Linked DNA regions of Homo sapiens: region 1 is linked to region 2. A link is a contact called in ENCODE Hi-C data. All regions are on one chromosome and are shown on one strand. The core of a region is the stretch at or near the end of the contact, and the rest is flanking DNA. Distances in the headings are between cores, read along the strand shown.

Region 1 (6,737 bases), core at 2,490-4,989, 3.7 Mb after region 2:
CTCACCACTTCCATTTGCGTGTTAGGTGAGTGCATCCCTAAGCGCCCACCCTGATGGTCACCTGACTCTGGGAGGATTAGATGAGAAGAAGCCTGAGGGGGCTTCCCACAGGCCCGTGTAAATGCTGGCTATAATCACCAGGCACTGTCCCTGGGGCAGCCGTGTGCTTGCAAGTCCCCTGTTCTGGACTGTTCCCACAGCACTGTACGACTGTGGCCAAGTCCCTTCCTCTCCCTAAGCCTCAATTTTCTTCTCTGTAAAATCAGGGGTGATGATTTCTAGGGTCCCTTCCTGCCCAGTTGTTTGCGGTTATTTTTTGTCTGTTTTTAGAGAGTGCGATGTTGCAAGGTTGGGGCAGACAGAGTCAACAAGGACAGCACCGGCTGGGCACAGTGGCTCACGCCCGTAATCCCAGCACTTTGGGAGGCCCAGGCGGGTGGATCACTTGAGGTCAGGAGTTCGAGACCGCCCTGGCCAACATGGTGAAACTCTGTCTCTACTAAAAATACAAAAATTAGCCACGCGTGGTGGCGCACACCTGTAATTCTAGCTACTGGGGAGGCTGAGAAGGGAGAATTGCTTGAACCCAGGAGGCGGAGGTTGCAGTGAACCAAGACCATGCCACTGCACTCCAGCCTGGGCAACAGAGTAAGACTCCATCTCAAAAAAAAAAAAAAAAAAAAAAAGGAAGAGCAGCGCCCGGTTATCTGACCCTGGTGCTTAGGCACAGTCCATCAAGCAGTGCCAGCTGTGTTCCCATGCCAGACAGGCATGGAAGGGGTCTCCAGCTGGCTTCTCATTTCCGCACTGTGGTGTCTCCTGACCTGGGGGCCCTGGGGCCTGAAAGCCACTTCTGTCGGATCATCTCCGGCTCCCATTGGTTAAACCCCTACTGTGTGCCAGGGCCCAGGGTGTGCTGTGACTTGCTCAGCACTCTCTCAGGGTGGCCCCTGAGTCTCTGCATTTTGCCACACACTGCCAGACTTGGCTAAAATAATACTAAGGCTACCTTTTATCAGTGCTTCTGGGAATCTATGGTGGTTGGTTAAAAGCATGAACTCAAGAACCAACCTGTCCAGGTTAAGTCCTGGCTCTGGACAGTCCATCGTCAGCATCCCCGCCCCACCCGTGCAGAGCGGCCTTTCTCCTGTCCTCCAGATGGTTCCCTTCCCATCCTGTGGGGTGAGATGGGGCTCTGAGCACGGGTGGAACCCAGCACTGGGGGGCAGATGGTTCTTCTGGCCCCTTTAGGTGTCAAGTCAGGAGGGGGATGACTTCCAGTGGCTTCTCCCCAGAGGAAAGAGATGGGGTTGTCCTGGGGGCACAGGGATGAAGGGGGAGGGCTGCACCAGGCAGAGGTGGGTGTGAAGAGGACTTCATGGGGTCGAAGTGCCCCAGCTCCTGCCTCTGTAGATCCAGAGCCCCCGTGCCCAGCTCTTCCCTGGCCCATCACAGCACGCACAACCCCCATCAGCGATTCTGTCCTTTGGGTTTCGAGTCCATTTTTATCTTCTACAGCCAATTCACTGCATTAAACTCCTCAGCCTTGACCCTGGTCACAGACCAAGCCCTCATTGCTGACATATAGCCCCGGCCACACACTGAGCCCTGACCCTGGTCTCAGATGGACCCATAACCACAGCTGGAGTTCCGACCCCAAGCAGCCACTACAGAGATGAAGATGCAGGGCTGCACAGTCCCTGAGGCCAGCCTGACGGGTCAGAGTGTCATCCCGCATTGGTTCCAGGATCCACACCACAGAGCCCCCACTGGCCATCTGGAGATGTGGCACCTCCCCACTGTGTGGCCCTGGATACATCCCTCTGCTTGACCTCAGCTCCCGCCTCTAAATGAATGGATGACATCGAGAGACTTCCTGACTCAGAGCTGGTGACCTAGAAACTGTGAGGTACTCCTGGGGGTGTGGGCTTCAGGTTGTTCCCAGCTCTCACAGCCCTGGGCTAAATCCTCTCCACTCTCTTCCCAGCCTCAACCTCACAGTCCAGTGGTTAGGAACAGCCCCTGGGGCCGCATCCTAGCCAAGGGGCCTCGTAAGTTTCCTAGCCTCTTGGAGCCTTGTAAGTTTCCTAGCCTCTAGGAGCCTCAGTCTGCTGTCTGTAGGGTGGGGACTGTGGGTGTTGGGAACTCAGCGCAGGCCACGCGTGGGATGCTGTCAGAGCCAAGCCCAGCATAAGCAAAGGGTCAGGAAGTCAGAGCCAAGCACACTGGCCTTCCACAGGGCTCCTGGGCTTCGCTCAGCTCCAGTGGAGATTGAAAATACTGTAATTCCTTTTTCTTCCCTTTCTCATTGGGGACACTGAGGCCTAGAGAGGTCAAGCCCCGTGCCAACAGAGTGGGGGAAAGCAGAGCCTCATGTCCCTCTTCTCACCCCACCCCTAGCCTCCTTTGAGCTCCATGAGCCACCAGAACTCATCATAGCCCCAGGCAGGTCGCCACCCTTCCCTGAGCCTCTGTTTCAGCTTCTGTAAGAGGAGGGAGCAGGACCAGTGGGATATCTCCTGAGGACACCTCACTGCTACTGAAGAGGACAGGAGCATGCTGGGGTAGGAGGTCAGGTCTGCATGGCAGGCCTTCAGAAACCTCTGGAATGTGGGTTTGAAAGTTTGGGGGCTGCTCTTGCTACAAAGGTTCCCTGTTCTCCCCTCCTTTCTTTCCATGACATTTCACCAACTGTTTCTTCCCTTAATCCAAACCATCGTTTTTCCAGGGTGAAATTTAAATCAAAGCCACATGGCTCCCCCAACACACGTGTCCTTGCCAAATGGAAGCGTGTTCTGGGGAAACAGTAATGACCCTGCCGAAGGGGATTCTGACCTCTCCATGGGGCCCGCCAGGCAAGTGCTATGTGGCATTGAGAAGACCTGGGGGCTTCAAGTTGGCCCAACTGGGGTAGGCTTGGAGGTTTCCAGGCCCAAACATGGCTCCGCCAGGAGCAGAGGGTGAGCCTGAGTTCCTCCACAAGGAGGCCAGGAGGCCTTTTCCAGAGCCAGGAGCCTTCATCCTATGAGCCATGGATATGGGAGGTGCCTGAACCCCTGGGGTCCATCTGGGGAAGGGGTTTACACGGTCCTCCCAGTGAGGCTCAGTCATTGATATGACTTGAAGCATGGTGGTGGTGTGGCTGTATGAGAAAGAGACCTGGATTTGGAGTCTTGTTTGTGTCTGATTCTCACTCACTTGCTGTGTGACCTCGAACAAGTTCCTTAACTTCTCTGAGCTTCAGTTTCCTCATTGGTAAAATGGGGCTTCAGCTAGAAGCTCTCTCAGTGGTAACCATGATGCAGGCGAAGGGCCAGGGCCCAGGAGCTGGCGCACAGTGGAGCTCACAAAAGCAGCTGGGGGAACTGTGCAGAAGTGAAGCGGGGGCCTCAGAAAGGAAGGAGGGAGACGCCAGGCCTGGCATTGCAAGAGGGGCTGAAAGCAGTGGTGGGAGAGAGGGCAGACAGGGAAATCTGGGCACTGTGTGCAGCCCCCAGATATGAGAGGAAGCCCCTGAGTGGAGAGTCATGAGACTTTGGAAGGGGCAGAAGGCTTTACTGAGGGGAGGGGCATCCAGGGAGGAGGGGCCTGGAAGTCCCCAGGGGCCACTCTGCAGGGGCTTCCCTGGGCCTGGTCTCTGTTTTACATAGTCTGGCACTCCCAGGCGGGCTCACAACTTGGAGTCCTGGTTGGGGAGAGGGAGTCAGGAGAGCAGGAGGCAACCTCCCATACCCGCCATACACCAATAATCAGACACCCTCACTCCGGACCAAGCCTGGACACCTGTGGGGTGAGCACACTCATAGCTATAGGCCCACAGACTGAGAAGTACATGCAAATGGCCACATGCCAGACCCATATGCAAAACACAGACCCAGACAGGCCATGCACAGACCCACATTTCCACACCGGGGCCAGACCCGCATGCAGGAGTGTGCAGGCATGTGGATGCGTGCACACACACTCCCGCACATACATGCCTGCACACACACACACCTGCACACATACACATGCCTGCACACACACACACCCCTGCACACATGCATACATGCCCACACACACACACCTACATGCCTGTGCACACACACACCTGCACACACGCATACATGCCTGGACACACACGTACATGCCCGGACACACACATGCCTGCACACACACCTGCGCGCACACACACCTGCACACACACATACATGCCTGCACACGCACACATACATGCCTGCACACACACATTCACATACATGCCCACACACACATGCACACACATACCTACCTGCATACACACACCTACACACACATACATGCCTGCACACACACATTCACATACATGCCTACACACATGCATACACACATACATTCTTGCATGCACACATCTGCACACACATACATACCTGCACACACATATTCACATACATGCCTACACACACGTGCACACACATACATGCCTGCACATACACATGCACATGCATGCCTACACACATGGGTGCACACAAACGTGAGCACACACATGTGCTGAACAAGGCCCCAGGAAGCCTCCAGCACAGGCCAAGAGAACGGCTCCCTCTACACTCGTTTATTCACTCCACAAACCAACTGAGCACCTACCAATGTCAGGCACAACCCCTGCCCCTGGAACTCACACTCTAGTGAGAAAAATGTCAATCACGCCTATCGAAATAATGACTATTCCTCACACATTCACGAGATTTTGCTCATTTAACCCTCAAAGCAGCCCTCTGGAGTCGGGGGGTCTCTGCTGCACAGATGAGAAAATGGGGTTCTGAGAGGCGTGGCACCATGCCCTGCTCGAAGCTCCAGAGCCGGCGATTGGCAGCCCCACTCAGATGGGTCTGGGGAGGGCTCTCTACTTCCTCTCGGTGACTTCTGTCTCCCCTGCCCTCTGCAAAAGCGGAGGCTGTGGGGATGTGGCCCCTGGCGCTAGGAGCAGGCCTGCTGAGGGGCCTGGCTGCTCCCTCTAGCCCCACTGTGGCCCTGGACAAGCCTTTCTCTTCCCACCCCTGCTGCCCATTGCACAGAAGCAGACATGGAGTCTGAGAGGACAGTGGCCTCGTGAGGTGGCCGAGCTGGGCACTGCGTTAGAGACAGGGAGGGGGCAGCTTCTGCCACCCACATCCCCAGATCAGTCGGTCCATGAGTCCTCACTGAGCCTGGTCCTGGCTGGATGCTCTGCCAGGCACACAGGGACAGCCCAGCCCAGGGCCTCCATGTTGCTTCCCACGCTACCAGGCCCGGGAGCACCAAACTCCTCGAGTACCAGGAAGCGAGCCCGCACACACCTTAGCTGCAGGTCCTAGCACCCCCGCCTTTCCCAGCCTCATACTCTCTGGACAGACAAGAGACTCCCCCTCACCCCAGGACCTACAGCCTACGGAGGCCTGGAGCCACCCAGCCTGGGCCGCAGGGACCTCAGGGAGGGTGCAGACGGGGGACGGAGGGCACAGGCCAGGGCCCTAACACCAGGCAGAGCCGTCCACAGTGGGATCGCCCACCTCGTTGGCTGCCTGGAGCATGGCCACCCTGTCCTGCATGTGAACTCGGGAGTGGGGAGAGCAGAGAGAGGCGGGGGCCGTCATTCAGCCTCTTGGAACTATTCTTGTCAGTGCCTCGTTCCTGGAAGCCTCTTTGGGCTGGGCCCTGTGTACAGGCAGAGGTTGGTGTGGGAGGGGAAGGCTGGGGTGTGTGTCTCTCACTGGAAGCCCTTGGAAAACCCCTCCCCTCCTTCGGGGCAGCCCCTGCCCTCAATTTGCTTACAGTCTGTTCCAAGCTTCTCAATCCATCAGATCAACTAGAGGAACTTTATAAAATGCAGGTTCCTGGGCTCCTTCCCAGTCTGCTGAATCCTAATCTCAGGGCTGGAGCCCTGGAATCTGTATTTTTTCAAAGCCTCGAGACCTGGATGAGAAGGCAGCACTGAGATCCCCTGGCCCAGGTTCTGGCGACTGCTCATGATTATTTTTTGGACCCCGTCGGTGGGATGCTGTCTTATTTAATCCCATGTCCCTGCAAAGGATCCAGTAGATGCCAAATGAATGTTTGCTGGCAGTACTGGTGGGTTGGGCAGGGTATGGACTCACCTAGAGGTATGCCTGGACCTCCCCCGGCCTGCTGTGTGACCTTGGACAAATCACTGCCCTCTCTGGGCCTTGGCTTAGAGGGTCTCCAAAGGCAGATATTTAGTGAGCCACTGATGGTCACCAAGGGCTGCCCGAACATCCAGGAGGTGATCTTACTCCCAGCGTGGGAGGGAACCAGACTGGCCTCCAAGGCATCTCTGGGATTCCCTTAGTTTGCCTTCTGAAAAATGGGCCCGGGCCATGGAGGCATCCTGAACTGCACTGCTCTCGCATGGACAACAGAGAGGGCATTCTTCCACACCTAAGGGAAAGAATATTTACCAACCCCTGGGGCCGCCCCTGAACCCTGGCCTAGGCCTGAGGGCTGAGCTGAGGGGTTATGAGGACCCCTGGCCTCTCCCTTGCCCCTCCCCCTCCTACCCCACCCCCACCCCCTGCTGTGGGCGAGGAGCAGGTGCCTGGCTTCCACTTCTTAGAATCCCTGTGAGGCCCTGGGGTGGGGGTGAGCTCATTTACGGGAAGGGGGGGATGGGGGGCTCTCTTCTCACCCGGCCCTGCTGGAGGCGGGGGGGGACAGCAAGTGCGTAAGCAGCCCCAGCTCCCGGCCTGCCTCCGGAAATGCCGCCCAGGGCTCAGTCACGAACC
Region 2 (6,588 bases), core at 2,988-5,487:
GAGGCGTATCTGAGTGGAGTGGGCCTGGCAACTAAGCGTCCATTCATCCTAAGCTCGCCTTTGGGAAGAGTTGTGTGCCAGTTCACCAAGTGGCCCCAAGATTCTCCCAAATACTTCCCTTGGTCTACCTGGCAGAAGTCCTCCGAGAATTGGGGTGCCCCAGCTCCTCTTTCTACACTGGCTTCTCAAGAGCCAGATCACTGGGTCTCCTAGGGTGTCCGCAGCGTTTCCAGCACCTTCCCACGCACCTGGCTGGCTCCAAACCCCTCCAGCACTGAGGTCTTGGCCACAACTGTCCCAGTGCAGCCCCCCAGGGACGGGAGGGCAGAAAGCAGCCTTGCTCAATGTCCTGTTACAAGGCAGGGACGGGGGTGGGGCCCTCCCCAGGAGTGGGCAGATGGGATGCCCACGGGCGGAGACCCTGGGGAGGGGAGGAATTGGACTTCCTTAGTAGGCTGGAAAAGGGGCAGGGAGAGGGGGCAGAGAACAGGTTTCTGGCCCCAGGAAACTCAGGTATTGGGAGGGCAAGAGGAAGAGGGTGGTACTGCCTCCCGGATAAGGTGACCAACTTTCCCAGTTTGCCCCGGACTGGGGGAGTGGGTTCCAGGGATGCAGGGCTTTCCACGCTAAAACAGAAACAGCCGTAGACTCTGCCGGTAAAGGGCCTGGGCAAGTCCCGGGACATGCACAAACTGTGCCTTCTGTGGAAAGGGAACTGGACCAGTTCGGGTCTCGGGGGTGCTTTCAACTCTGCCACCTGGGCTGTGGCCCCAGAAGCAGGTGGCCGGGAGGCTCTAGGGATGGCGGGGGCAGGTGAGGGGAGACTGGTGGGCTCCGGAAGGCTTCTCAGCGCGGAGCTCCAGCTGCGGGGAGGCGCGGCCCCTCCCGGATGCCGGGACGAGGGAGGGGAAGGGAGGGGAAGAGGCGGGGTAGGTAGGGGCGGGGGGCGCGGCAGCGGCAGCGCGCATGCCCGGGCCCGGGGCGCCTGGACCTCGGGAGGGAGCGGAGGGCGCCTACCTGCAGGCCGTTGGGGTATGCGTCGCCCTCGGAGAGCGAGTCCACCAGGTCCTCCTCGTCCAGCGTGGCCCGCTTGTACGTCGACATCTGCAAGGCCAAATGCAGCACGGACTCCCTCAGCGCCTCCATGGCTCTCGCGCCCGAATGGGGAAGCGGCCCCGACCCTGGCGCCGCCGCCGCCGCGCCCCGCCCCGGCCTGGACACCCGAGACCGAGACCGGCCCACGGAGCGGCCCGCGCGGGGAGGGGTCCCGCCCGCCTCCCGCCCCCGCCCTCCAGGCCGCGCCCGCCTCACCCCCAGCGCCGACAGCAGGGCGGACACCGGGGGCGGCCACACGCCCCGCATGCTGTGCCCCAGACGCCTGGTCCCGCTGCCCGGGTGGCCGGGATGGGATGGGCCGGGCCAGGCGTTGCACCACCTTCGCGGGCGGGGCCTGATCGGTTCGCCGGCGCCCGGTTCCCAACCTCCGGCCTCCCGGGGAGACCCCAAGACCCGAGAGGCCCGGGGGAGATGGGGACCCCTCCCTTCCCCGGAGGTCGGGAGTGGGGGCCCCCAAACTGAAGCCCCTAGCAGGCAGGAAAGGCCCTCACAGTGACCCCTCCTTCGAGAAAATCTTAAGTCCCCCTTCAACAACCGGGTCCCCAGTGGCAGATAACAAAAGTATCAGGAAGGTGCCCTCGATGTGGCCCAGAGCAATCAAGACAGGTTCCCCCCGGCATCAGCCCTTAGGTGTGTCTAGGGGGTTAATGCTAGAAAGACCAGACAAAAAAGGTGGGGTAAAAAGGTAGGTGTCCCCTTTCAGTTCCCCTTTCTAGCTCAGAGGCCTTTAAGCCAGAGTTCGTGAATGAGTTTCAGAAAATTTCAGAGAACTCCCTGACACGGGATGAAAGGAGCTGTGTGTGTGCATTTGGATGGCTGCAGGGTGGTCCGGTGGTCACCCCCGTGCTCAAAGGTGTCGCCCTCCCTGCAACACAAGAGAACCATTGCTCCAGGGGGAGTCAGAAGCCAGGAAGGGGACCCTTCTTTCCCATCTTCCCCCTCAAGACTCGGAGCCTCAGCCAGGTGCCCCCCTCCCCAGCCCCTGAGCCCTCTCCTATAACCCTAGGCAGGGAAAGGGGGCTCTCTCGGATATGAGGTGTTCAGTTAGGGACTCAGGCCCAGCACTGTCCCAACCAAGAACCCCAGAGAGGTCTAACCCAGCAGATTTCCAAAGGACTCTCCGCTTCTAGCAAGGCGGGAATCCCTGCATTTATGCGTACTTTTCAGCTTTGCAAAGTGCATTTCTGCTCATTCCAAATTTGATTCTCACAGTCACACATATGTGTGAATAAACAGGTTTAGAGGGGTGAGGGGCCTGACGTCACAGGGACAGTGAGGGCAATGGCTCCAGATGGTCTCCTGGCTTCCACTCCTGCCCTCTGACAGCCCCCTCAGCAGCCAGGATGAGCCTTTAAAATGAAATCTGGCTGAGGCCAGGCACCATGGCTCGCTCGCGCCTGTAATCCCAACACTTTGGGAGGCCAAGTTGGGTAGATCACTTGAGGTCAGGAGTTCAAGACCAGCCTGGCCAACATGATGAAACCCCATCTCTACTAAAAATACAAAAAATCAGCTGGGCCTGGTGGCATGCATCTGTAATCCTAGCTACTCAGGAGGCTGAGGCAGAAGAATCGCTTGAACCCAGGAGGTCGAGGTTGCAGTGAGCTGAGATTGTGCCACTGTACTCTAGCCTGGGTGACAGAGTGAGACTCCATCTCAAACAAACAAACCACAGAAATCTGGCTGGGTTCAGTGGTTCACACCTGTAATCCCAGCACTTTGGGAGGCTGAGGCAGGAGATCACTTGAGTCTAATTCTAGGCCAGCCTGGGCAACACGGACCCCATCTCTACAAAAAGAAAATATATATATATATATTTATATATTATATATTTTTAATTAGCAGGACGTGGTGGTATGCGCCTGTAGTCCCAGCTACTTGGGAGGCTTAGGTGGGAGAATCGCTTGAAGCCAGGAGGTGGCGGCTACAGTGAGCTGTGATTGCACCACTGCACTCCAGCGTGGACGACACAACAAGATCTTGTCTGAGTAAATAAATAAAATAAAAAAAAATTCTGATATTACCACTCCCTTGCTTAAAAACCCTCCACTGTCCTGGAATGAAATCCAAACCCTTCACCAGGCCCCATGGCCCCTGCCCACTCTGGGCCCTCATCTTGTGCTGCCAGCGCCCCCTCCCCCACCAACCTCCTCACACAACTCCTCAGTTTCTACAAGTTTCTTCTTCCCCCAAGACCTTTGTAGCTGCTGTTGTCTCTATCTGGAACATTTTTTCCTCCTCTCTACTCTTCCCATGGTCAGCTCCAACTTCAGATCTCAGCCTACCAGCTCCTCAAATGTCCCAGGAACCCTAAGCAGTCCCCCAAATTCTCTGTTACAGCATCCTGTTTGTTTTCCTTTACAGTACTTGTTGCAGACTGTTTTGTTTCCATGTCTTTATCATCACTGTCTCTGTCCCTCTCCAGAATCCACAGCTTTACTGGGGCTGGGACCTTGTCTGGCCTGTCCAACAGAGACTCTCCATCACCCGGCACAGAGTAGGTGCTCAACAAACGGTTGTTAAAATCAAAGGGGGGACAAGTAGAGGGGAAGTGCCTTCAAGTTCTCAAGAACTCTCCTGCATCTAACTTCATAATGCCTACAGAAACAGGGAACACATCTAAAGGTCACAGGCCCTGGGGAGGCAGGGTGCATGGGAAAGCTCTGAATTCTGGAGACTTCTGCCTCACTCCCACTGGGTGGAGGAGTTTCCATTACCCATCCCAGAGAGAGAGGGGACTCTGAGGCTGCTTCACTTACTGCTGGGTTGCAGCTGGGCTTTTTCTAGAACAGGACACTTGGTTACACTACGTTACCAGGTGTCGATTGCCAGAGGAAAAGACTTTTGAAAAAGAAGTTCAGTTCACAGAACATCTCCCCGGGGCATGTGGGTGGTGTAAGGGATTCACCCGGCTGGTGTACGGGATTTGTCAGTTCTTTTATACCATCTCTTTTAAGCTTCTCACCCTTCCCTCAGAAGCAGGTATCACTGGTTCCTTTTACAGAGAATGAAACTGAGGCTTGGGGAAGTTAACTCGCCCAGGTGTGGTTAAGCGATGGCTCCTCCTCCTTCTGTCTCATTTCAGAGATTTCCCCCTTCTGGCAAGCTCTCCTGACCACCCTCCAGGGACCCCAGACAGCATTTGGTCCCTGGCTCTGTGTCCCCACACAGCCACCCTACCCCATGCTGCCTTTTACTGAGGCACACAGCATTTTAGACAGGAGAACCCTGATGGCAGAGGCTGGGTCTCACGGGACCCTGTCTCCTTAAGGGCTTAGTCTGGGGCTGGAGCCTCTACAGATGTTTGAGCAAAGGCGGGAGGCAAGGGAGGGAGGCCGGAAGCCACCCCAGGGACTCTGATGTCCACCCTGCGGCAGCCTGTCTGTGGACAGATGATGCAGGAAGCTCACGGAACTCCCAAGCAGAAATCAGCAGAGATGGAGCCTGGTTATTTTTCAGCACACAAAAGCCGAGGGCCCCTTCCTGAGATGCCTGCCTCAGCCCGGTAGTGAAACTGAACCCACCTCAGACGGGAAAGGCTTGGCGGGCTCTGCTTGGTGGGAAGTCCACAGTGGGTGAGTGACATTTCAACAGCTGCCTGGGGCCCTTCGCCCAGGGCCTTCCATTCACTACCCCAATGGCTCCCCACACCCACCTAGAGCCTCAGCCTCACAAGTACCGCTTCCAGCTTACAGAGAGGGGGAGGGGCCTAGACAGACCAAAAACCAACCATGCCACTTGACAAATTCTCTCCTAACCCCACAGTGCCTCGTCCCTGAGATGAGAATCATCACCTCCGCTTTACAAATGAGATGACCAAGGGTCAGAGAGGAGAAAGGACCTCCCCCCAGCCCTGAGTCACCTGCCTGGAGACTGAGGGAGCCATAATGCGAATCTTCCCCTTGCCAAACCCACTGACTCCATTACGCTGCCTCCAGAGAACCCGAGCCCCGCGGCGAGAAAGTGGTAGAGCTGGGCCTCGAACCTGGGTCCTGGACTCTTGGTCCTGTGCTCCTTGTGGAAGATGGAACTGCTTCTTCAGGTGGGAACCTCACAGAGTCTGGGTGCCCTGGGCAGACTGAGGCTCTGGGCTGACAGGGCAGCCAGCACTTATTCTCCCTAATTGTCTCATTTGCAGTTGTGGGTGCCACGCCTGGCCCCGAGTGTGTTGGGGAAGGTAAAGAACCTCCACTTTGGTCTTCTCAGTTCCCTTCCTGGCACTGTGCAGCCGTGGAGGAGAAATCTGGGTTGAATCTGGGTCTAGTGTTCAAGAGGAGGGCCTGGCAGAAACCAAGAGTGAAGGGGTGGAACCACAGCTCCCTGTGGACTGCCCCGTCCTCAGTCCCCGGTGCCCCAGCTGCACAGAGGAAGTGATGACAGCCAGATGAAGGTGCAACAGTGCCCAGCTCTGGAAACTCCACCCTTGTAAATCAAAGGCCTGTGGTGAGCAGAAACGAGAAATATAAACACGCACAGGTTTCTGGCGACAAAAGCCTCCTGGCCTGGTAGCACCTGGGCATGACCCCCTTTGCCCAGACGACATTAGTCACTCATATGGCTCTTGCGTTTGGTTGGCCAAAGGCGGGGGATTGTTAAGTCATCTTGGGGTGATGAGGTGGAAAAGGGAAGCCCCACATGTGAAATTCTGAGGCCTGGGACTGAGCCACACCCTCCACAGCTACTTTCACATTGTCTCTAAGCCTCAGCTCCTTAGAGACGCTGCCCTTTGTGGCCGAAGTCCCCATCAGTTACTACTTTTGGTGCTGGTAATTGGCTGGGATCTGTTCAATCTTTACATGTCATCTAAAACACACTCATATTATCTGGTAGCTAAACACTTATATTTCACAGATGCTATAATGTAGTGGGTAAAATCTCTGGATCTAAACCTCATTTCAGATCCCCAGTCTGAACTTCCCAACTCTGTGACCCTGAGCAAGTGACTCAGCCTCTCTGTGCCTCAGTACTCATCTGTCAAATGAGGAGGATGATGATAACAATAGTACCTCCCTCATAGGACTGTGGTGACACTTAAATGAGTTAATATAGATAAAGTGCTTGGCTGGGCATGGTGACTCATGCCTGCAATCCCAGCACCTGGGGAGACCCAGGCCGGAGGATTGTTTGAGGCCAGGAGTTCAAGACCAGCCTGGGAAACACAGCAAAACCCTGTCTCAAAAAAACAAAAACAAAAACAAACCCAAGTAACACAACTTTGGGCAAGGGATAAGATATAAAAATATGGCTATCATTTCTAAAGATATGCCACTTGACATTTATTATTATTACATTATCCATTATATTTCCCAGTATTTTTCACCAGAGAAATTTCCATGTGATTAGCTTATTTTAAAATTTACTATGAAGTTCCTGAAAGTGTAAACTGCTTCTTTACTTTTTAATAACAGGAATCAGCTTGTATCTCTTTTTTCTTTGGCTGCCAGGAAACTCATAGCCAAATCAGAAACTCGC

Evidence for each region. Hi-C counts contacts between places; a loop is a spot of excess contacts on that map. Pooled maps may share reads with other maps.
Region 1: a loop to region 2 is called in a map with no recorded cell type, with 16 times the contacts of the local background. The contact joins the enhancer-like site here to the promoter of ECE1-AS1 in region 2. A Hi-C loop is called at or near these places in 3 of 37 single-sample maps with no recorded cell type and 3 of 50 pooled maps.

Annotation. Positions count from the first base shown.
Region 1 is chr1:25,015,801-25,022,537 of GRCh38, forward strand. No RefSeq gene overlaps it. Among named protein-coding and RNA genes, the nearest start is that of MIR4425, 4.3 kb to the right of the region's middle. RefSeq lists enhancers at 3,223-3,332, 3,423-3,492, 3,533-3,692, 3,650-4,546, 4,805-5,333 and 3 more. Within about 2 kb of position 3,740, at least 3 of the 41 ENCODE cell types and tissues checked have a DNase peak (open chromatin) inside an H3K27ac peak, as active enhancers do.
Region 2 is chr1:21,289,053-21,295,640 of GRCh38, forward strand. It overlaps ECE1-AS1 (ECE1 antisense RNA 1), which reads left to right and starts at 4,238. Exons shown (of 3, transcript NR_038404.1): 1 at 4,238-4,691; 2 at 4,882-5,158. ECE1 (endothelin converting enzyme 1) reads right to left here and starts at 1,411. Exons shown (of 19, transcript NM_001397.3): 1 at 1,312-1,411; 2 at 1,018-1,104. The coding sequence starts at 1,362. RefSeq lists enhancers at 1-416, 4,185-4,274, 5,116-6,315, 5,655-5,814 and silencers at 1,093-1,262, 1,313-1,492.